Regions from separate parts of the Homo sapiens genome. Here regions 1, 2, 4, 5 and 6 are each linked to region 3. The links are chromatin loops, found by intact Hi-C in ENCODE. Cell type or tissue: ovary. All regions are shown on one strand.

Region 1 (4,000 bases), 1.0 Mb after region 3:
TGCAATTGTGCAGCATGGAGTATTTCTCACCCTAAGATGCCTCTGGGTCTGTAGCAGCTGGGCTTGCATCATGACACTCTCTGTGTTTGCCAGGACATAGAGGATGGTGCAATCCTCAAACACGTGTTCATGTTACCATGGGGAGAGGCTGATGTACTGTGTGTGCCTCTGTGGATGCTGCTGCACTGGGGTGTATGGGGAACTCCTTATGAATGAAAGAGGACTGAGTTGGCCACCCAAATGTGGCAGGGGCCAGAGGCATTGGAGAGCCAGTGGGAAGGACTGGAGGTATTATATAGAAGCCAGAGATTTAGATCCCACCCCAAAGGTAAATACTGTATCCAGATAATATTATCATCATCCCCTCCCTTAGTCATTGAATAGGGTTATGAAGGTAAGGTCTGGCCTCCATAGATCCCAGCAGGAGAAATGGATGCTGAGCATTCCACATTTCCCATCCTCTGCAAAAACCTCTCAGAACAGCATCTCATGGGCGGGGAAGTCTGGAATATGTCTCTCTTCCTTCCTGGATCATTTTCCAGTTGGAGGTTACAGAAACAGCAGAATGCCATGCACAAACAAGCCCTGTTCCCCTCTCCCTCACCTGCCTTCACTCTCCCACACATGGGTTCTCTCCGGGCCTCGCTTGTTTGTCTCCCTGACTCTTTAAATATATCCTGCAGACACACAAACAGAAGGAAGGGATTTATTTGAATGATTATTGCAGAAGTAGGAGAGGGAGGCACCCAAATTCCAGATTTATTTTTTCTTTGAGACAGGGTCTCACTCTGTCCCCCAGGCTAGAGTGCAGTGGAGCTATCAAAGTGGAGCAATCATGGCTCACCTCAGCCTCAGCCTCAACCTCCAATCTCCAACCTCCTACCTCCAACCTCCCACCTTCCGGGCTCAAGCAATCCTCCGGTCTCAGCCTCCTGAGTTTCTCAGACTAGAGGCGCACGCCTCTATGCCCAGCTAATTTTTGTGTTTTTTTTGTAGAGACGGGGTTTCACTATGTTGTCCAGGCTGGTCTCGAACTCCTGGGCTCAGGCAATCCACTCACCTTGGCCTCCCAAAGTGCTGGGATTAGAGATATGAGCCACCGCTCTCAATTCCAAATTCCAGATTTTAAAAACACTTCCAGGCCGGGCTTGGTGGCTCACGCCTGTAATCCCAGCTCTTTGGGAGGCCAAGGCGGGCGGATCACGAGGTCAGGAGATCGAGACCATCCTGGCTAACACGGTGAAACCCCATCTCTACTAAAAATACAAAAAATTAGCCGGGCATGGTGGCGGGCGCCTGTAGTCCCAGCTACTCGGGAGGATGAGGCAGGAGAATGGCGTAAACCCAGGAGGCGGAGCTTACAGTGAGCCGAGATCGCGCCACTGCACTCCAGCCTGGGCGACAGAAGGAGACTCTGTCTCAAAAAAAAAAAACAAAAAACGCTTCCAGTCCCTAGAAGTGTGCCCATGCTGTGTGGGTGTCAGTCTCCCACGCCCTCTGCTGGCCACATGGAGATATTGACCTGTTTGTCAAACAGGTTCCAGAGCAGACTGTTGAGTTCTTTTGCTGTTCACGTGCAGAACAATCTTCACCAGGAAGTCCTCCCGGGTATCCTGCCTAGATCCCTTCTGCAACCTCAGTTCATTTTCTCTTGATGAAATAGCTCCAGAGTAGCCAGTCTACTTGTTCCTTCTTGTTTTATCTAAAACGCAAAGCCTTCCACAATTGAAAGCCTATTTATGACTCAGCCACAGAGCAGCTGAGTCGGGCTGGCTGCTTCTGGCACTCAGCTCCAGTCTTACTTTCCAGCCCTTTAATCTCCATGGCTCTGCCCTGGCTCCCCTCCAAGTTTCCGCTGTCTCTCTGGAGCCTACAGGTGACCACAAGACCCTGATTAGTATCTTCGACACTGGACTCTGCTGCTGCCTAAGGAATAGGTCCCATGGGGTTAAGTGGCACCAGAAACCAGGAGGCACATCAAAATGTTAAGCCTGCTCTTCAGAAGCAGCCAAAAAGCTTGCAAAGCTGGGGAAGGTGTGCCCTCAGGAGACTTGCCTTGGGGAGGCTGGGAAAAGGAGAGAGTTTGCAAAAGCATTTTGAGTTCCTTAAATGAAGAGAGATACAAGAATCTACATTTTGTATGCCAGTATCATGGTTGCTTGGCCCCGGGGCAGTACTTGAACACTTTCAAAGAAAAGAGTAAGAGAGGTCAAAATAAATTTACCCCAAGGTTTATCAAACCGTTGTCAACAGCCCCATCCCCCTCCCAGAAAGGGTGACTCAAGGTTAAGGACAGCCCACAGCACTTCTTAGAAAAAGTCCCAAAAGGTGAAAGGTCTTGAGAAGAGCTGTTGAGGGAAGGCTGTGGGCCACCATGCTTCTGTGTCCCCCAAGGCCAAAGAGAGAATAAGCTAAAATGACAGCTGGAAAAGGGCACCCTCTGACCAAATGGACAGAGCCTCCCCCAACAGGTAGCCAGAGGAGGATGGAATGGCACCCCCATTTCAGATGTCCTTAAGAACTAGAGAGATAGATGCTTATTTCTGCTTGGACACAGGGGGATGGACTAAATGGCCTACGGAAAGGATTCCAGGAACTGCTACACCAGCCACAGGAGAGAAGCCAGCTTCCCAGGCTGTCTCCCCTTGAAGAGGTGACAATGTGTTGGCTCTCCAGGCCAGGCTGGGGCAGCCCACTGAAGGAGACGCATAGACGCATGCGCTGGTCAGCAGCCAGCCCACTCCCCCACCTGCCCTCACTTTATCCAGTTACAATCTTGATTGAGGAAGGGGTCCAGGCTTCTCCAATCTGAACCCCCTCCAGGCTTTCAGTAGCCACCATATCCTGTCTGCCCCTCCCCCTACAGTAGTCAACTACTTTTTGAGGATTAAAATGCGTGGTGATGCTGAGGTTGAGTGGCACGGCTCCAGTCCCTCCATAAGACGTGCCCAAAAGCCCTTCTGTGCAATGGTTAGCACTCCCTCTCCCTACTCCCTCTTCTCCAAGATCTGAGCCTTGGCGTGAGGCCTGTGTTACTAGATAACGGAGCCCCAGCCTTTCAATTTGTACAAAGTCCCCAAACCAGCCATGCTTCTCCCTTCCTCCTGCCAATCTCACTTGCGCTACAACCAAGAAAAGTCAATTTACCCCAGAACATGACCCTTTTAACTAATCCCTAGAATCCTGCATTCCACCTACCAGAGATGTCACCCTATTGATGAGTCGTCACAGCAGGGTCTGATAGAGCAGAATCGAGGTACTGGGACATCAAGACATGACTGGGAAGAGGGGGTGAGAGTCCAGAAGGGGTACCAGGATTCTCAGGTTGAATTTTATTTAGGGAGAGCCCACCCACCACCTTGCTATTTGCTTTCCCCAAGTCATCATCTTCCTCTCCAGTAATTACGTCCCTTCCTTTCCTGTGAATAAATACCCAAAGCAACTCACCACCAGGAACGCTGCGAACCTTTGGAGGCTTCTTTAGGGCAGGGACCTTCTCTGCCAAGGCCTTAAAGACCAGATACCTATTTCATTAGACTTGACAAATCCTGAGCCAAGAGAGAAACAGATGCTTGGGTGCTTCCTGCCACCTGCCATCCTGCCCAGGTTAGGCCAGGTGTCCAAATGCCTTTCCTAACTCACACCTGGAACTTGCCCAGGGCTGCAAGCTCAGAAGTCAGGTTCTATACCTGCCCAGAGGCATAAAACAGCGTCTTCTCAAAAAAGCTTCTCTTTCCTTGCACCCCACCCCCACTTCCTGGAATTCTACCCACTTCTTCTGTTCCCCATCCCAGATGTCTGGCGGTCACTGTTCCTGGACATCCCAGTGATCATGGAGTAGATGGAGAACAGAATTTTCTTTCACCTCATTTCAGTTATTTAAGGTCACTCAAAGCTCTATTTTCTCTTTCCAGTATTTGAAAAAAGAGGGAGGCAATGAAGACAGGGCCCCCCACCTCCACTCACCCCTGCATCTGGTCCCACTGTGAGGCATCCTGGC
Region 2 (4,000 bases), 1.2 Mb after region 3:
TGGGCCTCTGTCTACCAAAAGAAGGGCAATAATATGGAAGGACGCATGAGGGTCTGTTGGCTGCATGGTCTTTGTTGCGTGGTCTACCTGGGCACAGGATATGGGAAGCCTGGGTGTGTTCCACCAATGCTGTTCTATAAAAGGCGTAGGACTTCCATTCCTGGGACCATTATTGTTCCTTGCTCCTGTCTTAGGGGGCTGACGGGCTCCTGTTGTGAGGCTTAGTAGGATAAAATGAACAAAATTCCCTGGGACCATGGCCTGCAAATCTGAGTATAGAGCCACATCATGAGCCCAGCTTTACCTACCTTCCAGCAATATCCAACTCTCCTCCTGTCCACACTACTAGTGTGTACAACCTGTGGATGAGCAAATACAGAAGGAGGGCAGCCGATGCCATCAGCCACTGAGGATGAAAACTCAGCAGCTCCAGCAAAAGGACAGTGTTGAACTGCTGTTGGGATGTATCTGAGAATTTCACTTACCTGCCTTTTCCTCGTCTTCCATTAGCAGAGTTCATGGAGATTTGGTTCCATTTTGGCATCTCTAGAAGAGTAGAGTTGAAGCACAAAAGACACAAGACTGGGGTTTTTTTTAGGGCCCTAGGCAATGACTTGAGTAAGCTCTTGTGTTTTACTACAGGAAAGTGCTCCATCAAGAGCCAATGGTCAACAACATCAGCAGGTCAGAGAGGGTCCTCCTCTGACCACCTCCCCCAGTGCCATCCCTTCAGATGCTCCTGGCTATACCTTCCTTTAGGGCCACTAAATTCTTACTCCAACCCCACAATTTCCTGCAGTACTCCCCACTCCCTGCAGCTGATTTTGGCCCTGACTCATTGGTGCTGACTCAACAAAGAAAAGCAGACCCCTTAGGCAGCTGGACAGTGGACCAGGGCCAGAGCCTGCAGGAGTGGGCGAGAGGGCAGGCAAGGCGAGAATCCATCAATCAGCCTGTCACCAAGTCTTTGCTGAGCCCCCCCTGAAGACTTGGACCCATGCCGAGCTACGCAGTGGGGGTCCCAGAAAAAGGAGAGAAGACAGGAGTCTTTATTTTGTGGCAACTATGGATGTGGAATTGGAGCTCCTTCAATTTGAGGGTCTCTAAGCACATACAGCCTGGCCCAACCCACCATCACTCACCAGAGGGAGGCTGAGTGCTGCCAGGAAAGGCCAGCCACAGTGGAGCTTAGGGAAGGTTGGGAGGTGGCAGCCAGGAAGGGTTTTGAAGCTGTATTTGCAAAGCTTTTGACATAAAATTCAGATAATGTCAGTTTTTTATAAGAGACCAGGTAGGGGTGGTGGTAAATGGAAATTATGGGGGTATTTTAAAGCCCCCATATCCACATCCTGGATACTGCCATTGCCACCAGCCTCCACATTTCTTTTCCCACAAGCCTGCTGGGTGTGGGGTACCTCCCTTGAGTTAATACATTGTGTTTCTGAAATGTCCCTGCTAAAATGAACCTACTATGTTACTCTGAGAGTGTCTTTCTAACCCCCTTTGCATTTGCAGAGGGGGGAAAACGACCATAGATGTGAGGGCACAGAACAGTGACTTTGGCATGAGGATTCACTTAGAATCCCAGAGCCCTAAGAATTGGAATCCTGACTCAATTATGTACCAGTTGTGTAACTCAACTTGGGGCAGTTCTCTGAGCCTTACTTTCTTCATATTGTGAAGAGGAAGGAATAGAGCAGCACGCTCACAGAGAATTGTGAGGACAGGCATAATTGCTAGCACATCATGGCCACTTCTGTTAGGAAATAATATACAACCATTATTGTAAAGAAGTAAAGATAGAGTGGGGAGAAATAAGCTCATGGTCTGAGAGCACCAGGGAAAATGTCACTCCCTCCGTCTTCTTACCTTGATGGTCAAAACTCATCAAGGGCTCCCTCTGCTGTCCATTCTCTGCACTCATTTTCCTATATAGAAAGTGACACACTCATACTCCTGTTTGGGGCACAGAATGTGCACATGTCCTAATTTAATCAGTGGAATCCTGTTTGTTCTTTATTAACATCATCTTTCAAAAACATTCTTTCCAGGCTGGGCAAAGTGGCTCATGCCCATAATCCCAACACTTTCAGGGACCAAGGTGGAGGATCACCTGAGATCAGGAATTCGAGACCAGACTGGGAAAGAGTAAGACCTTGTCTCTACTAAAAAATAAAAAATTATAAAACAGCCGAGTGTGGTGGTATATGCCTATTGTCTCAGCTACTCAGGAGGGCTGAGGCAGGAGGATCGTTTGAGCCCAGGAAGTTGAGGCTGTGGTGAGCCATGATCACACCGCTTCACTCCAGCCTGGGAAACAGAGCAAGGCTCTGTCTCAAAAAATAAATAAATAAATAAATAAATAAATAAATAAATAAATAAATAAATAAAGTAAAAGACAAAAGAGAAAACATTCTTTCCTTTCCATTCTGTTGTTCTTCCCTTAATTTTATCCCTTTGTCTCATGCCTGGGTTGGCCCTCCCAATCACCAAAATCTGTCGCAATATGCCACTCTGCATCTGTTTCTTATACTCTCTGAGGTTTTTTGTTTGTTTTTGAGACAGAGTCTTGCTCTGTTGTCCAGGCTGGAGTGCAATGGCGTGGTATCGGCTCACTGCAAACTCTGCCTCCCGGGTTCAAGCGATTCTCCTGCCTCAGCTTCCTGAGTAGCTGGGATTACAGGCACGCACCACCACGCCCAGCTAATTTTTGTATTTTTAGTAGAGACGGGGTTTCACCATGTTGATCAGGCTGGTCTCGAACTCCTGACCTTGTGATCCCCCTGCCTCAGCCTCCCAAATTGCTGGGATTACAGGCGTGAGCCACCACACCTGTCCTCTCTGAGGTTTAAGCGAGTAAATGGCAGAGCTGAAGTTGGATAACATAACTTCTAGGTCCAAAGCTCATCCTTTCCCCACATTATTATCCCTCTCTGAAGTGTATAATCTAGACATGACATTTAACTTATCTAAGCTTCTTTTCCTCATCTGTAAAATGGGGGAAACAATAATATTAATCCATGAGTTTGAGGAAAAGAGAAGGGGAGACAGTGCAGGGGGAGACACACTTGCCAACAGAAAGAGTACGATAAATACTAGCTACAGTATTCAGGCATGGTTTGTTCAAGTAACTCAAAGAAGTTCAGTACTGCTGGTGCTTAGAGTGGAAACAGGACCTGACAATAGATGCAGCTGGCAAGGCAAGCAGGGGTCAAGTCATTAAGAGCTTTGTAAAATACGGTCCCACAATACCCAGGGCAGAGCTGTCATGAGGATTAAATGAGTTTATATAGTTCAAGTCCTTGGAATGCAGCCTGGCTCACAGCAAGGTGCATGTGTTAGGTATTCCTGATAAAGCCCTCCCAATGCTAATCATGACTTAGAGACCAAAGAAGAGAAGCATATAAGCAGAACAGCCTTGAGTTGAAAGAATAGTTATTTTGGGGAGAAGTGTGCAAAAGACTTTCAGAAGAACATCAGGAAAGAGAAGAGCCAATCACCCCTATAATATTGGTCTTCACCCTTAACAAATTACATCATTTCATGTGTGAAGGTGTGAAGGTGAGGCATGCACCTTAAGAGTGCCCACTTGACAGAAAGGAATGCCTCTCCTCCTGGCTCCCCTCCAAGTTTCCAAGTTATGCTTCCACTGAGCATCCCATTGGCTCTGCCCTGTGGCAGTGCTGTCAGGGTGTCTCCCTCCATCAGTGTAACCTTTTGACCCACTTGCCAGGGTCTGGGCTCTCACTTAGCTTCCCTCGTCAGTTCATGTCTTCATTGGTCTACTCAACTACAAAGTCCAGTGTTTACGATGGTGTATTTAATACTGTCCTCCTATGCCAGTTTTCCTTTTTAAAGGAAAAAAATTCTTGAAGACCCTGAAAATGAGGCCAGAGACCTAAACACTGTAATTTAAGAAACACCTGATAAAGTCTTAGTCAATGAAATATACTTTAATGATATATTATCACTGAAGTTTTGCTTTTGTATCTGATAATTT
Region 3 (4,000 bases):
TTGGCTGATCTCAGCTGGGGTTCATACATGCATCTGCAGTCAGCTGTCATGCTGGCTGTGGGTTGTCCCCAGGACTTGAGAGAGTAAGAGTCTAAGCTTAGGAAGGCCTAAGCTGGGATGACAGAGTTCTCCTCCATGTGTTAGTTCATCCTGTAGCAGACTATACTGATCTTGTTCTCATGCCAGTGACAGGGTTCAGAGTGAGAGAGCAGAAGTACGTGAGGTCTCTTGAAGTCTAAGTTCAGTAATGGCATGACATTACATTTGATCAAAGCAAGTCATAGATCAGTCCTGCAAAGTCACATGTTAAGGGCATGGATACAAGGAGGAGTGAAAAAGGGTGACCATTTTTACAACCTACCACTTGGGGGACACATTTTGACCTGATATTCAAAGCTCCTTCTAATGAGTTGAGCTGCTCAGCCGTGGGACAGATTGTCCTGCTGGCCATGGGCCTGCTGTAGAGGAAGGACTACCTCTCAGATGATCAGAATGGGACCACTGGGCTGCCAAAAGCCCTTCTGATTCCAAGTGTTTATTTACCAGGAAATTATTTTCACCTACCCAGAGTCGAAGATTTTCATAATTAAAGAATAGGAAAATTGGAATAATTTCCCAAATCCTTGACTGCCCCATTCATGGCCAAATTTCTTCACCCCCCACCCCCTGCCACCATTGCTGACCAGCCTCCTCTCTCTTCCATTCACTCATGTTGCACCCCCAAGTCCTGGCCTTGCCCACGTGTACCTCTGATCACATCCACCAACCTGTCTATGCTTAGTGTCTTGTTGGGGGTAGAGAGCAGAAGACAAAGGAGAAAGCATGCTCTTAAAGACAAAGGCTGCTGGACTCCGAATTTATATTATAGTCTCTAAAGAATGATGTGTGCTGGAGAAGAAAAAAGACACAGCACGTGCATATTTTTCAAAGAAATGCACACGTGCGGAGAGTGGAAAATTAAAGAAGCCAACAACCCAAACCGAAGTTGGTTCTGAAGGAGGGAGATATAAACTTGAGCTCCAGAGCTGGAGCCAAGACAGGAAGTGGGCTTGGCTTGCACGAGGTGCATATGCTGCATGGAAAACCACTCTACGCTGCTCAACTCCCTGTCTTCCTAATTCCCCTCAGCTTCCAGCCTCTGCTGACCCTGGGAACAATGCAGCACTGTGCTGAGACTGTGCCTTTTGTAATGGCCTGGGAGAGGAAGAAAGGAGAAACTGGTCTGGGCGTCTGCGTGTGTGAATCACCCGTGTCACATGGCCAGGCCGGCTGCAGCGTCTCCCCGGGTCTGCACAGGGCACACAGGGAGCATGGCCTGAGCCCATGCCTGGAGGCTGGTCAGCCAGCTGCAGAGTGCCCCACTCTGAACCACACAGCCAGGGAGAGGATGGAGAAGGGGGAAGGTCTGGTGCCATGAGGGCCTTGGAGGACATTCCTTGTTGCCGTGGGGGCAGGCTCTGGGCCCTGGATGTCCCCCGCAATCCCAGATCATTTGTGGAGATTGGGTCTGATGTTCGTGAAAGTCACAGACTTTTTGGTTCATCACTGAGACCTGCAGGACGCTGGCTTGTCTGTTGATTCAGGCAAGACACGTCTCCTTCAGTGTGGGGGCTTTCTCCAAGGACCAAAATATGTCCAGGGTATGGAGAAACCACCTTATTCTGGAGAAAAGAGGGTACAATGAGGTGGGCAGGAGCCAGGGCTGTTCTGTTTTCTAGAACCTTCTAAATCCTGGCTTTAGAGTCACAAGCAAGAGACGCTAAGGCAGGCTCCTCGGAGGGCAGGTTGGAAGATGGTTGGTGTCAGGACAAGAGGAAGATTCGGGCCAGACACCAAGAAAGGCCTGCGCTGTTTGAAGACAGAGCAGATTACTGAGGGTGGTTGCAGCACCCCCCCAATCCCTGTTTCTACTTGGAGAGGGCTTGCACTGCGTGGAGGCACGGGAATGGATCTGTGACCCTGGGCAGTCGGAATTAACCTGACCTGGCCAGCCGAGGTGCCTTCTCACAGACACCCTGCAGAGGGCAGTGTGGTACTGCGGGCAGGACTTTGTTGCCTCATCAACTTTTCTTTCCACCCTGCGGCCCTCCTAATCTTTTAAAATCAAAGCTGCTTAGACACAACCTGAGCGCTGCTTGAATGACATGGATTTAGCCTGGTGCTCTGGGCCCCCTTTGCTGAGGGAAGCCCTCCAGCCTTGGATGTGCTCAGAGAGCTTACCTAACTCTCCCCTCTGCCTGCTTCCAGGCCTTGGGGACAACAGCTAAAAGTGGCTGTGTAGATGGGCAGAATTTGGTTGTACATATGTAGAGCCTCAGGATTTTCAAAACACATTTTCATCTGCTCCTTGAACCCATTCTTAGAGGTGGATGGGATGCTCCGTTTTATAAGAGAGAATTGAGACCCAAAGAGAGGGGAAGTGACAGCTCACGGGGGCCCAGCTGATTCGAGGCAGAGACACGTGGGGGACCCTGGTCTTCTAACCCTCAGTCCAGTGCTCATTCTACCCCTTGCGAAGCCCCTGAAATGCAACCGGTGTCAGTCCCCTCCACCAGCCGACCTCCCCCTCTTTGTGGTTCTGTTTTCTCCCAGGTGAGGGGGGGTGAAGATGCCTCTGCTACTCCTAGATCCTTGAGCCACTCCCTGGCCAACTGTATGATCTCTGGTAAGTCCCCTCGCTGGGATTTGCTTTTCCTACCAGAACAATGAAGTTATTGGATCAGATGATCTCGAAGGTAGCTTGGAACCTTGACCTTTCCTGGTTCCATGTTTGGGCTGTGTCCCCAGTTACAAGTTATTTGGTCGAATTGAAGAATAGAACCTTGCAGGGTGGTGGGTGACAGATGCAAACTCCAGCTGTGAATCTGACCAGACTCTGTGCATTGAGCTGGTTGTTTTCATGTGGAGGGTGCAACCTTGTTCCCCAGGACTTGAGAGAGTCAGGTCAAACCACATGAGGACATTCTGCTTGCTGACAAATGGCATAGACGGTGGTGTCAGTGGATGTGAGTGACAGTCGTCAACTGTGCCCCACAGAGCTCCACACTGAGAGGCCGGTTGTCGGATGCTGGGGGGACAGTGCACTCTTCCAGGGCTGTGCTTCCTGCTCCATCTCCCTAGCAGCCCTTTGTATCCCCGGCAGTTGGGAGTCGGCACGAGCTCTGTTTCTGTGCTGGTTGCCTCAGCAGGTCTGCTGTTTTCCAGGAGGAGTGCATAGGAAAAAGAAAGAGCCAAACCCTTCAAGGCACACCCAGGGTCACAATTACAAGATATACTTTGGATGTGTGGGATGGGGAGGAGTGGAAGGACAGAGCAACATAGACAGAGCCTGAAAGTCAGAATTCCTTTTTGACATCATCAACCACCATTCATTGAGCACTGAGCATGTGCTAGGTACTATGTACCCACAACTGGGTACAACTCTTAATAATCTCATTTTACAGATGATGACATTGAGGCCCAGAGAAACTGTGTAACTAGTCCAAGATGGCACAGCTCAACAGAGGTAGAGTAGTGATGGCTAAGTGCACACCCTTAATTCCTCCTCTAGGCTCTATCCATCTCCCTGACTGAATTATCATCTTTATTATCTCACAAGAAATTAGGCATACCGCCTTAAAAGTAAGACTATGCTCATGAGTAAACTGAGGAAGAACATCTGCCATCTGTACTGTTCCCAGAAATCTGGGAGATGATCTGTTTTTCTTTCTATCTATCTATCTATCTATCTATCTATCTATCTATCTATCTATCTATCTATCTGCCATCTCTGAGTCTTCTCCAGGTATCCCACCAAGTAGGAAGTTGGCTATGATTTCCACATCCATACTCTTACATGTTCTTCTACGAAGTTCTGCAGAGTAGCAAGGGCTGGTGGTGTATTCCTGAGATGAGAAAGTAGAGACCCGGCAAAGGCTAGTGATTTACTCAAGGCCCCAGAGCTGGTTGGTGACTGGCCTAGAACAAGAACCCAGGTTTCCTGACTCCTGGTCATAGTGTC
Region 4 (4,000 bases), 1.0 Mb after region 3:
CTGTCAGAATGAAGAGTTTGTGCACAGGTGTGGAGGCATGGAAAAGCTTGATTTCTCTAAGGAAAGAAGGGCATAGGGGTTTAGATTGACCCAGCTGGGAACACGGCCAGAGGCAGCTGCTTTAAATGTTTCAGGACTATCCCTTAGCCCCAGTAACGGATCAAATCACGTCACTGGACCCATGCTTTCCACACTAGTAGAAAAGCAGTGTTTCCTGCTAGTTTAGATATGAAGTTTAGCTCTTCCAACCAGGGCCATTGCATAGAGCTGTGCAGATTGTGTACGACACAGCAAGAACCCCGTTTAAGTGGTGCTATTCACAGAGCAGACACAGACAGGTACATTCATTATGACAATTTCCTGGAAGAGGCAGTAAAGTTTCCTGTCCTAACAGAATCTGTATTTTATAACAATATTCTGATGAATAGAAGTAAAGTATCTTGAGGAAGGTCATCTTTTCCTAATTTACACAAATTTACCCTCTGCACTAACAGTGGTAAGCTAGCTCTTACCACTTCTCCCTCCCAAACTGTGTGAAATCTCAGTTGCTAACCATGCACTGTGATTTTACTTGGCCTTTTCACGGTTCATATGAATCATATTAAACCTGCTTCAAGTAGTTAACACTCTCTCTCTCTCTCTCCTCTTTTTCCATGTGATTCCATTTTTTCTACCTACCCTATCTCTCTCCCACCTAGATCTGGTGCTACCAACACTGTCTCTAAGTCACAACAGATCACTTTTCCTGGTTAATCTCATTTTCCAAAATTGAAACAGCTTCTGAGCGGTCCATTGTAGGAACATGCCAGATCCCATGATCCAAGAAGACAGAAGGGCTCCAACCAGAAACAGTATTTATGGAGCCTGCCCTGCTCTGCCCTATCTGTCTGGAACTGCTCCAGAAGCCTCCTTAACATCAATTCGTGCAGCTATTAACTTATATGCGGCTCACATCGGGATATAAATCACTCTGCGTCACAGCTGGCTCCGGCTCCTTTAACAGCCAGCCTCAGGGTCAATTTAGACTCTAGTTAAATTGCCACCACTGCAAGCACCACTACAAAATTAACTCTAAAGTAGCACATGGTTTTACCCTCAAAAATCACTATAATTCTGTTCTATGAGAAACTACACATAAAACCTAGAAAAATATTGTGCAGAAAGGATACAGAGCTATTTCAGGACACTGACTACCTCTGTCCAGGGAAGAGGATGCGGGGATGGCATGCATGGGAGGTGAGCTGTTATCTGTCCCACTCTACTTCTCTTTTAACAAAATCTTCAGCTGGGCGCGGTGGCTCATGACTGTAATCCCAGCACTTTGGGGGGCCAAGGTGGGTGGATCACAAGGTCAGGATTTCAAGACCAGCCTGGCCAACATGGTGAAACCCTGTCTGTACTAAAAATACAAAAATTAGCCAAGCACAGTGGTGCGCACCTGTAGTCCCAACTACTAGGGATGTTGAGGCAGAAGAATCGCTTGAACCTGGGAGGTGGAGGTAGCAGTGAACCAAGACCGTGCCACTGCACTCCAGCCTGGGAGACAGAGCAAGACTCCATCTCAAAAATAAAAAAAAATAAAAATCTTCAACAACAACGGCAAAAAGTGAACATGTGTCAAATAAGTGTAGGGAGTGGAGGGCACATGCTCTATTATCTTCTGTTCTTTGAATGTTTGAAATGTGCCATAATTACCTTTTTTTAATTTAACAGGGGGAATTTTTATGAATTGTGGCTGAAGATCACTTCTGATTATTCCTCAGAGAAGGTTTAGGACACCCTTTGATGAACCCAAAGTCATCAAGTTCCTACCCTGGCCATACCTTTTCTCCAAAGAAAAGTAATCATGAACACAGCATCTGGTGGGACACAGAGGGTTTTGCACCTCAGGCTGGCCTGGTGCTATTGGGGCAACAGTGCAGTGCCGATGCTGGGGTGGCCTATAAGTGGACCCACAGGGTGTCCGTACCTGTCCTTCCATCCATGCTTTTTCTTCTCCCGTTGCCCCATCCCCATTGTTAAACACCTCTACCAGTATCTGCTTCTTTCCCTTCGTGAAAGGAGGCGTGTTTCTAATGATGTATCTATCCTGCCACCTAGCCTTCAGCAATATCACTACAACAAAGTTGCCTCATGCTGCTCTTTAACACAGACTTCAGTCTTGCTGAACCTCCCAGAGCTAGGGAAGGACCTGAACAAGGGGGCACTTTCTTTATTGAACATCACTGTACCTTAGTTTGGGACCAGGACAACATGGCCGCAGCATTAGTATTCTTGATGTGTGTTGGCCTCTGGGAGAGACTGAAGTCAATGTCATGAGGTCTTTAAAAATTGAATAAATTATATAAATAAGCCTGTCTGAGAGTGGTGAGAGTGACACAGAAAAGAGAATGAAGACAAGATCCTTAGCTAACATTTTTCCATTCTAACCAGTAGAATCCACAATACTTTGTGTCCTACTAAAAAGTCTAGCTTTCCCAAACTGTGTTATCAGGCATCATCCTTGAAAATCACTTAGAAACTCACAGGAAATGACCACAGGCAAGGCATCCGAAGCTTTATAAAATAAAAACACTATCTATCCTTTGAAAAGTTATCCAGATAAAAGATCATAAATCTTTCACTCCGCTGCATTTCTTGAAAGCTGGCTTTGATAAGCAGTTAATCTTTTAAAGGAAAGAGGAGGAGTGATCTCCGGGGAAACGGGACACAAGTGGTTGATATTTAAATACTACTTCCCCGAAAAAGATGCAGTTGACAGGTATAGAAGCTAGTCTATGCCAGAGTTGGGAAGCCCATGACAGCGAAAGCAAGCCGGCAGCACAGGGGGGTCTCTAGGAAGGGAACATTTGTATCTGGCAGGAATTAATGATCCCCTCCCAATTACCCTGGTTGATGCAAACTATTTTTTTTTTCTACAAGCAATTTTCTAAAGGTGATTGTGAACAGATCTAGACCTCCAGAATGGAGGGAAGGGGAAAATGGAATCAAGTAAGGCTCATAGGCATCCTCCATAATCCCGTATCCTGCAGTAACAACACCAACACCTTCCCACTCCATTGTCATATGTTAATTATGGACTCAGAAACAACACCCATCTGGCCAGTCCTCCATCTTTGGATGAAATTACTATAGACAATCCCAGGCTACTGAGAATTCTTCTTTCTCTCATGCCCTCTCGGGAAGCCTATCCCAGGGTCTCTTGGACAACAGCTCCAGTGTCTGAATCCCTTATAACCTAAGCCCATTTCTAAGTGGAGATAAAGAATGGCTGCTTAGCACACCAACACAGCACATGTATACATATGTAACAAACCTGCACATTGTGCACATGTACCCTAGAACTTAAAGTATTAAAAAAAAAAAAAAAGAATAGCTGCTTAACATTTACAGTCTTGCAGAGTAACCTCTCTCCATGGCCCCTGTACTGCTCTGCCCCAGGGTCCGGCTCCCACCACATTCTCCTCCCCCCTTCTCTCTACCCTTTTTATCTTTTCTGTGAATGATCCCCCCTCCTTTTACCTGTCTTCACATATTGTATTATCCAGCCATTGGAAGTCGGCTACACAAAAAGAGGTGTCACTAGAGGCCATCTCTCTCAGAATACAGGGTGACTGGAACGAGGCAACTCATGTTTCTTTGGAAGGAGTACCACAATTTCCCCCAATCATCTTAAAAGCTACCAGTGTGCCTGAGGCAGGCTGAGCTGCTAAGGGTGTGCAGAAAGAAATAGGAGCAGGGAAGAGAACATACTGCACACATTCTGCTGCCACTCTTGTAGTCTGAACTTGACACAAATGACAAAATAACACATGATTTCCCTCACTTCTAAAATATTTCCACCAAAGTTTTGAATATTGATTTGTTCCTACCTTACCAAGCCCTCAGACTGAGAAAAGAAGAAATTAAGATGAGCCTTGCTGCTATTTTTTGTTTTAATCATTACACACAATGCTCCTCCCTCTCCCAGCCACCACGTGGCTAAACCCCCTTTGGCAAT
Region 5 (4,000 bases), 200 kb after region 3:
ACACCCCTTCCCGGCCTTGGTTTTATCTTTTCTTTTCAATCCTTTCTATAAACTGAAGAAAGCAAATTTCTGCAAAGTAAATTTTCAATAAACTTTGAAACTAAAATAAATTAACTTTAAAAGCACTCAAATAAAGCAGAATTGTAAATAACATTAATTTTAAATATAAGTTAAAATTTAATTCTAGACTCAAGATAGAAATCAGAATTAGGTAGAAGAAAATTTCCAGTAAAAAATTAGAATGCTCCAAAAAGATTTTCATTCAATGCAGAGCATCAAGTGGATAAATATTTTCATTAAACATTATGACATATGAATTTGGTAATGTGAGTGTACTGGTCATTTGGCAAATTGATCTTTCTAAGAACTGACTCCCTGGGCATTAGCTTTCAGTAAATTGACTTTTCAGGGAATTAGCTTTTGTACCAATTGGGCATTCATCAAAATGATTTTCACTGAATTGGCAGATTTCATCCATTTCATCCTCTCCTTTTGAGTTCTCTGGAATCTCCTATATTCCCACCAAGTCCTTGTGAATCTTTAGCTAACTTGGTTTCCCCAGGGGTGCAGATTTATATTCAGAACATTTAATGGCGAAGTCTTTAGGAAATAGAGGAAAAATTTATGTCATTTCTTTGAGGCCAAAGGCTTTTGGGGACTTGTTTGCTTTTTGGGCTTCTTTTATAGCTTTTTGGGTCTTCTTTGGCTAGAGACTAAGTGTTTTAAAAGGGTCCCAGTGAGATAGTTTTGACATCCTTGTCCTCTCCCTGCTCTACTTTGAGAAACACTGGATGGCTAAATGGAATCCCATCTATGCAGAGGAAAAATTAAGGCCCCTAATTTAGTTCTGGAGTTTGAAGATATCTTAAGATCATTTAATGCATGGTTTCTCAACCTCAGTACTGTTGACATTTTGGGCCTGTTGGACTTTTTATTGTGAGGGGCTGTCTTGTGCATTGTGAGGGTGTTTAGCTGCACCCCTGGCTGTACCCACTAGATACAGTATCACTCCCCAATTCATAACAATCAAACATGTCTCCAGATGTTGCCATATGTCCCTGGGACACAAAACCACCCCTGGTTGAGAATCACTGACCCACTCTCCCATCCAATCCAGAATTTTCCTTTAGCTTATCCACCATATGTGCTCTGACTGCTGCAGGGGCCTGACAATGCACCTCCTCCTTTCCAGCCTGTTTCCTGATATAGTCTAATCCCCATTTCATAGATGTTTCAGGAGAACAAAATAGCCATGTGTATAAAATGTCTGGCCTTTTGTTGTGCTTGATAACTGTATTCATTATATTGATCCCAAATCCCCCATCTTTAACTTTTCCTCCTTTGTCTAACACCTGAGTGCCATGCAGACTGTGTGCTCTTTGGATCTCCTGACAGCTTTGAATTCAGCCATTGAAGGCAGCTATCCCATCCTCATTTCTTCTCAGCAGACCAGGCTCCATAAACCTCGATTCCTTTTCAGTTCAGAGACAACACTTTTCAATTTAAGAGGAGATTGATCGCTGAGTTAGCGTGGAGCTGGGAAGAAATGAGATTTTAAGGTTAACACCTCGATGGGGGAGACGGAACTCCTAAAAAGTCCTTGCTAGAAAGAACTGCTCCTTCAGAGGTTGCAGCAATCACTGCAGAGAGGCTGGATGCTAAAAAGAAACCAAACTCCAAGAACATACGTTTCTGCAATGACACCCTAATCTGGCGCCCCATGAGGGGCAGGCTAGGAGACTGAGGCCACACTGCCCTTGACATCTCACTCTCACCAGTTGCCCATTTGGAAATAGTTCCTGACACTTTCCAGGAAGTATAAATGAGTCATGAGCCCTTGAACACAGAGATTTAAGAAGCCACCTGAACCCTCAGAACAGCCAGCGTTTGCTGAGTAGTTTTAAAAAAGCACTGGGTCTTACATTTAAGTCTTTAACCCATTTTGAGTTGATTTTTGTATGTGGTGAGAGATAGGGGTCTCGTTTCATTCTTCTACATGTAGATATTCAGTTTTACTAGAATAAAAGAGATGATTCTTTCCCCAATGTTTGTTCTTGGTGCCTTTGTCAAAAATCAGTTGGCTGTAAATGCCTGGATATATTTCTGGGTTCTGTATTCTATTCCATTGGTCTTTGTATCTGTTTTTATGCCAGTACCATGCTGGTTTGGTTTCTATAGTTTTTTAGTAGATATTGAAGTCAAGTGGTGTGATGCCTCCAGCTTTATTCTTTTTGCTTAAGGTTACATTGGCTATCCAGGGTCTTTTGTGGTTCCACACTAATCTTAGGATTTTTTTTTCTATTTCTATGAAGAAATCATTGGTATTTTGATAGGGAGTGAATTGAATTTGTAGCTCGCTTTGAGTAGTACAGACATTTTAACCCTATTAATTTTTCCAATGCATGAACACAGGATATCTTTCTATTTATTTGTGTCCTTTTTTTCTTTTTCTTTTTTTTTTTTTTTGGAGATGGAGCCTCGCTCTGTCGCCCAGGCTGGAGTGCAGTGGCGCAATCTCAGCTCACTGCAAGCTCCACCTCCCGGGTTCATGCCATTCTCCTGCCTCAGCCTCCTGAGTAGCTGGGACTGCAGGTGCCTGCCATCACGCCTGGCTAATTTTTTTGTATTTTTAGTAGATACAGGTTTTCACTGTGTTAGCCAGGATGATCTTGATCTCCTGACCTCATGATCCGCCCGCCTCGGCCTCCCAAAGTGCTGGGATTACAGGCGTGAGCCACCGTGCCTGGCCGTGTCCTTTTTTTTCATCAATATTTTATAGTTTCATTGTAGAGGTCTTTCACTTCCTGGGTTAAATTTATTCCTACTCTTTTTTTTGGTAGCTGTTGCAAATAAGATTGTTTTCTTAATTTTTTTTTTGGATAGTTTGCTGTTGGGGTTTAGAAACACTGTTGATTTTTGTGTGTTGACTTTGTATCCTGAAACTTTGATAAGTCTTTGAGGTGACAGATATGCTAATTACTCTGATTTTATCATTACACAATGTATACATGTATCAAAACATACTGTACCCCATAAATATATATGACTATTATATGTCAATTAAAAACAAAATAAAACTTTAAAAAATTTTGAAAACATAAAAGGAGGCTTGGTGTCAGGATGCCACCAGATATTCCTGTGGGGAGACTTTCTACATCCCTCCTTGCAGAGGCCAAAAGCTGAGCTGACCTCATATGCTCCCATATGAAAGCTGAATTGCTCTTGTCAATTTCATGCCTGGAATATGCAGGCCTCAGGAACTGCTGTCTTGTGTAAGGGGAGGAATTGTGAGTCAAAGTGCCAGGGATCCATCTAGCTGGTGCCAGAAAGATCCCCCAGCAGAGATGGCAGGCCTTATTTCTCCTTGGATCACGGAGGAGAAATTGGGTTGAAATGGCTCAAGTTTGAGAGGATGGTCTCCCAAAGTCCCACTAGAAGCAGACTGAGGTCATGGACGATGTTAAGACTTGTACAAGAGGCGGTCCTACCTCCTGTCCCCTGAGACAGGAGAGCCTGCCAGCCAAGGGGGTTAGACTTGATTGTTTACACACAGGGACCCTGAGTCTGGCCTAAGGCTCCCTGGAATTTACTCTTAGGCGGTCTCTTGATTTATAAGTCTAAATCACATTAAGTACCATTGTGAATCACCAGTGCCTGTCCCTGGCAAGGTTTTGAAGATAAGAGCTCCAAAATGGGAGGCTTCTCTGAGCCCAGGGAAGAACAGAACTGTTTTCTAAGTCTACGAAAAAGCATTAAACTGCTTTTTGGGCATCTCTGGGAGGTGTGGAGGAGAAGAGGGGATTTTCCAAGGTTTCTTCTTGCTATGATCTGACTTGAGGCACGAAGAAAGAGGAAAGATAAAAAAGGGTAAAGCCTATTGCAGTTTGGAGGTTCCCTATCAGGAATAGTTACTACTCCCTGTGGAAGGTCTTTGTTGTACTGGACACTCTTGAAACAAATGTGACCTTAATCTTTCCAGAAGTATTGAGTCTTTGGCTGG
Region 6 (4,000 bases), 190 kb after region 3:
CTAATCTCCAAAATCCAGACCACTTAGCCATTATTTCATCAAAACACATTTTTATAAACACTCTGTGTTCATGGCCATGCATTGAGAACTGCAAAGCCGATGGCACATACAGGTACTGTTTTTCATTGTGATCCACTCCCTGAAGGGAGCATTCTCCCATTTAATCATCACCACAAGAATCCCATTTTGCAGAAGCAGCTAGAGAGGTTAAGCAACCCACCCAAGTGCGGAGAATCACTGAGAAGCAGATCTGGAATGCAAATCTGAGCATACCAGCTCTAAGAAACTTGCTTTTAACCTGACGGTTGGAGAGAGACCTTTCTCTTGAGAACCCACCCATTTCGTAGCGCAATATACCTCTCTTATATCCTGTCTTCTTATTTATTGCTGCAAAATCACCCCAAAACATAGTGGTGTAGAATGCCAACCATTTTTATCATGACCTTCAAATTCTGAGGGTTAGAAATTCAGAATGGGCTCAGTGGAGTCATTCTCTGCTCCACAATGTGCTGGTCCTCAGCTTCGATGACTCAAAGCGTGGGAAGTTGGAATCGCTGGAGCTGGAGGATCCACTTCCAAGGTGACTTCTTTTTTTTTTTTTTTTCTGGAAGAATTTAATCAGAAAATTGGGCTTTGTCTTTTATAATTTCTATGTTAACATTTATAAAAAAATCTTTTTTTAAATTTTACTTTAAGTTCTGGGATACATGTGCAGAATGTGCAGATTTGTTACATAGGTATACATGTGCCATGGTGGTTTGCTGCACCTATCAACCTGTCATCTAGGTTTTAAACCCTGCATGCATTAGGTATTTGTCCTAATGCTCTCCCTCCCCCTGCCCCCAACCCCCGACAGGCCCTGGTGTGTGTTGTTCCCCTCCCTGTATCCATGTGTTCTCATTGTTCAACTCCCACTTATGAGTGAGAACATGCAGTGATTTCTCTTTTTTTTTTTTTTGTGAGACACAGTCTCACTCAGTCGCCCAGGCTGGAGTGCAGTGGCTCAATCTCTGCTCACTGCAAGCTCCACCTCCTGGGTTCACCCCATTCTCCTGCCTCAGCCTCCCAAGTAGCTGGGACTACAGGCACCCACCACCACGCCCAGCTAATTTTTTTGTATTTTTTTTTTAGTAGAGACAGCGTTTCACCGTGTTAGTCAGGATGGTCTTGATCTCCTGTCCTTGTGATCCACCCTCCTCGGCCTCCCAAAGTGCTGGGATTACAGGTGTGAGCCACCGCACCCGGCCGATTTCTTTACTCATATATCTGGTGCCATGGTTAGGATGGTGTCATCTGGAGCATGTACTTGCAGCCTCTTTGGCATCATGGTCATGGCATACTGGGAATTCTTACATGGATACCTGCTGCTCCAGGAGTGAGTGTCCCAGTGAACAAGGTGGAATTGCAAAGCTCTTTAGAACCTAGCTTTAGTCATCGCCTAGCCTCATTCTGCTATGCACTATTGAACAAAATATTATAAGCCTGCTCCTATTTAAGGGGTGGGGAGGTGGACCCTACCTCTCAATAGAGGACTGTCAAAGAATTTGTGGGAATGTTTTAAAACCATTATATGAGTTAAAATTCTGTGTCAGTAGCAAGTGGATTGAGAATTTCAGATCCTGATATATGCTAAGGGCGTATTGTTTCTTTCTTCTTTTTAAATTAACTAAATTGAAAGCATTGAAATGGAGACAGTTTGGGTTCTCATTTGGCTGAAGGCATCCTCTTCATGGTGATGCAGTGGGAAGATTGGGTAGCAGCCCAGGACAGAAGAGCAGCTGGACGCAGCCCACCAAAGGGATTCAGACTGAAGTCTCCCTCACCCTCATTGTGGCAGAGAGAACTTCGTAATCAACACTCTCTTGGCTACAGTCCTGGCCTGTCAGTGGACCCTGTCCCCCTTAGCCTGGCAGCTCTCTATTGTTGCTTCTCAGCTTGGATGGGAGGTGGGAGGGACCAAAGCCAGCTTCCCTCCCTTCCCAGGCCTCTTAGACTTGCCGGACACCGGCATCATCCTCCTCTTTGGGCAAGCACCACTGCTCTCTTATCTGCTTCTGCAGGGAGGGAGCCATCAGCACTCTCCCTGTTCCATTGCCAGGCGCCACCAAGGCCCCTCTGGCTTGGTGCCTCCTCACAGGCGGAGTAGCAGAGGCCGGAGTCCCGACTTCTGGCCCCAGCTTCACCCCTAACCCTGGATGTGACTTTAGCTGAGTTGGTTCATCTCTTTGGATTTTAGTTTCTCATCTGCAAAATTAAGGTGGAGTGGTTAAGTCAGTGCTTTAATATGCACACAAATCTTCCATGGATCTGGCTAAAGTGCAGGTTGTGATTCCATGGGTCTGGGGTGGGGCCAAAGATTCTGCATTTCTAATAAGCTCCCAGGTGATGCTTCTGCTGTTGCCCTGTAGTAGCAAGAATTCAGTGCTGTTCTATAGAACTTTCTGCAGTGACAGAAATGTCCTATACTCTCCAATATGGTACCCACTAGCCACAGTGGCTATTGAGCATTTGAAATGCAACTGTTGAATCAACAGGAACTGACTCTTACATTTTATTTAATTTTAATTCATTAAAATTTTAGTGTGTGGCAGGTGGTTAACATGTAGGACAGCATGGGATAAAAAATCTCTAAGATTTGCCACTGACCAGCCCTGTGAATTTGAACAGGGCATTTAATTTCTCAGAACTTTAGCTTTCCTACTGATGAAAAAAAGTAACTCTTCCTGTCTAACAGAGTTTTTGGTGGGTGTGAGGTGTGGTGATAAGTTTTAAAATAATTTGTGGACTGTATAGACATATGTTATATAGTAATGATATTATTACTAACATTATATATTAATTAATATACATTATATAATACTGCCTCTATATATTGAAAAGAAAATTGGAGTCAGACAATTTGGGTTCAAACTGCATTTCCAGCAGTTTCTAGCTCTGTTTTTGGTTTTCTCTGGGCCTGATTTCTCATCTCTAAATTGTATGACATGAACACTTTCATAAGACCCTTGAGAGAATAAAATGGGTTAAATGTTAAGAGGCAACCAGTACAGTGCCTAAGAGGGGTGTCAATTAATGTTAAGATGGCACAGTGGAGCCATCGTCAGTGGTTGGGGTTTAAATCCTGGATCTAGCACTTACTAGCTGTGTGTCCTTGGAGTCGTCATTTAATCTCTCTTTGCTTCAGTTTTATTAGCTTCAAAAGAAAGACAACAATACTGTAGAAAGTTAAATTATTCATTAATTTTGCGTCAACAAATGTTATTTGAGCTCTCTTTTTACATATTTTATGGTAGGTACTTAAGATACAATGGCAAGTAAAAGTTGTCCATGGTTTTATGATTTGTATAATCTGCTATGTGCTAAATCAAACATTACATGAAGCAGAGCATCTGTGATGCTGCAGGATCCTGTAACTGGAAGGCCAGAGAAAGCTACCTTTGGGAAAAGACATTGCACAGGAATCAACTCTCATTTGCCAACTGGACGTTTGCTATGGTTTGAATATTCGTTTCCTCCAAAACTGATGTTGAAACATAATCCCCAGTGTGGCAATATTGAGAGGTGGAGCTTTTAAGAAGTGATTGGGTCATGAGAGCTCTGCTCCTAAGAATAGATTAACCCATTCATGGGTTAATGGATTAGAGGTTTATCATGAGAATGGGACTGGTGGCTTTATAAGCAGGACAGAGATCTGAGCTCAGCCCCCCCTCACCACATGATGCCCTGTGCCACCCTGGGACTCTGTATAGAGTCCCCACCATCAAGAAGGCTCTCACCAGATATGAACCCTTGACTTTGTACTTTTCAGCCTTCATAACTGTAAGAAATACATTCCTTTTCTTTATGTGTAACCCAGTTTTAGGTATTCTGTTACAAGCCACAGAAAACAGACTAAAACAATGTTGGAAAGCAACAGACATAGAAGAGTCTAGACTGGGGGCTATACATTTGTAAGTTGTCTACTCATAGAGTTGTTCAAGAGTACAGGAGATAACGTTTG

Evidence for each region. Peaks named below come from ENCODE experiments on the same cell type or tissue, not always from the same donor. Only the 100,000 strongest peaks of a DNase experiment are listed, where the experiment ranks them.
Region 1: it touches region 3 in a loop (4-fold over the local background); 97 of 110 quality-filtered maps call a loop at or near these places.
Region 2: it touches region 3 in a loop (2.4-fold over the local background); 34 of 110 quality-filtered maps call a loop at or near these places.
Region 4: it touches region 3 in a loop (4-fold over the local background); 96 of 110 quality-filtered maps call a loop at or near these places.
Region 5: it touches region 3 in a loop (4-fold over the local background); 66 of 110 quality-filtered maps call a loop at or near these places.
Region 6: it touches region 3 in a loop (5-fold over the local background); 69 of 110 quality-filtered maps call a loop at or near these places.

Annotation. Positions count from the first base shown.
Region 1 is chr2:216,680,148-216,684,147 of GRCh38, reverse strand. The region is part of intron 1 of IGFBP5 (insulin like growth factor binding protein 5); the gene reads left to right. LOC124900515 (a long non-coding RNA gene) reads left to right here. Exons shown (of 2, transcript XR_007088080.1): 2 at 1-2,909. Among named protein-coding and RNA genes, the nearest start is that of IGFBP-AS1, 12 kb to the left of the region's middle. In ovary, a CTCF peak has its summit at 1,545 (motif pointing left); a DNase peak (open chromatin) is centred at 1,494; H3K27ac peaks cover 2,586 bases.
Region 2 is chr2:216,517,260-216,521,259 of GRCh38, reverse strand. LOC101928156 (a long non-coding RNA gene) reads right to left here and starts at 2,126. Exons shown (of 3, transcript XR_923872.3): 1 at 1,870-2,126; 2 at 486-546. In ovary, a CTCF peak has its summit at 1,936 (motif pointing left); a DNase peak (open chromatin) is centred at 1,895.
Region 3 is chr2:217,711,694-217,715,693 of GRCh38, reverse strand. The region is part of intron 2 of DIRC3 (disrupted in renal carcinoma 3); the gene reads left to right. Among named protein-coding and RNA genes, the nearest start is that of DIRC3, 77 kb to the left of the region's middle. RefSeq lists an enhancer at 1,920-1,969. In ovary, a CTCF peak has its summit at 2,021 (motif pointing right); DNase peaks (open chromatin) are centred at 1,253 and 2,013; H3K27ac peaks cover 862 bases.
Region 4 is chr2:216,697,108-216,701,107 of GRCh38, reverse strand. All of the region lies in intron 1 of IGFBP-AS1 (IGFBP5 antisense RNA 1), which reads right to left. Among named protein-coding and RNA genes, the nearest start is that of IGFBP5, 3.6 kb to the right of the region's middle. RefSeq lists a silencer at 2,103-2,182. In ovary, a CTCF peak has its summit at 2,074; no DNase peak of the experiment used is centred here; H3K27ac peaks cover 3,759 bases.
Region 5 is chr2:217,515,367-217,519,366 of GRCh38, reverse strand. The region is part of intron 2 of DIRC3 (disrupted in renal carcinoma 3); the gene reads left to right. Among named protein-coding and RNA genes, the nearest start is that of DIRC3-AS1, 230 kb to the right of the region's middle. In ovary, no CTCF peak of the experiment used is centred here; DNase peaks (open chromatin) are centred at 1,731 and 3,489; H3K27ac peaks cover 1,684 bases.
Region 6 is chr2:217,521,475-217,525,474 of GRCh38, reverse strand. All of the region lies in intron 2 of DIRC3 (disrupted in renal carcinoma 3), which reads left to right. Among named protein-coding and RNA genes, the nearest start is that of DIRC3-AS1, 240 kb to the right of the region's middle. In ovary, no CTCF peak of the experiment used is centred here; a DNase peak (open chromatin) is centred at 2,034.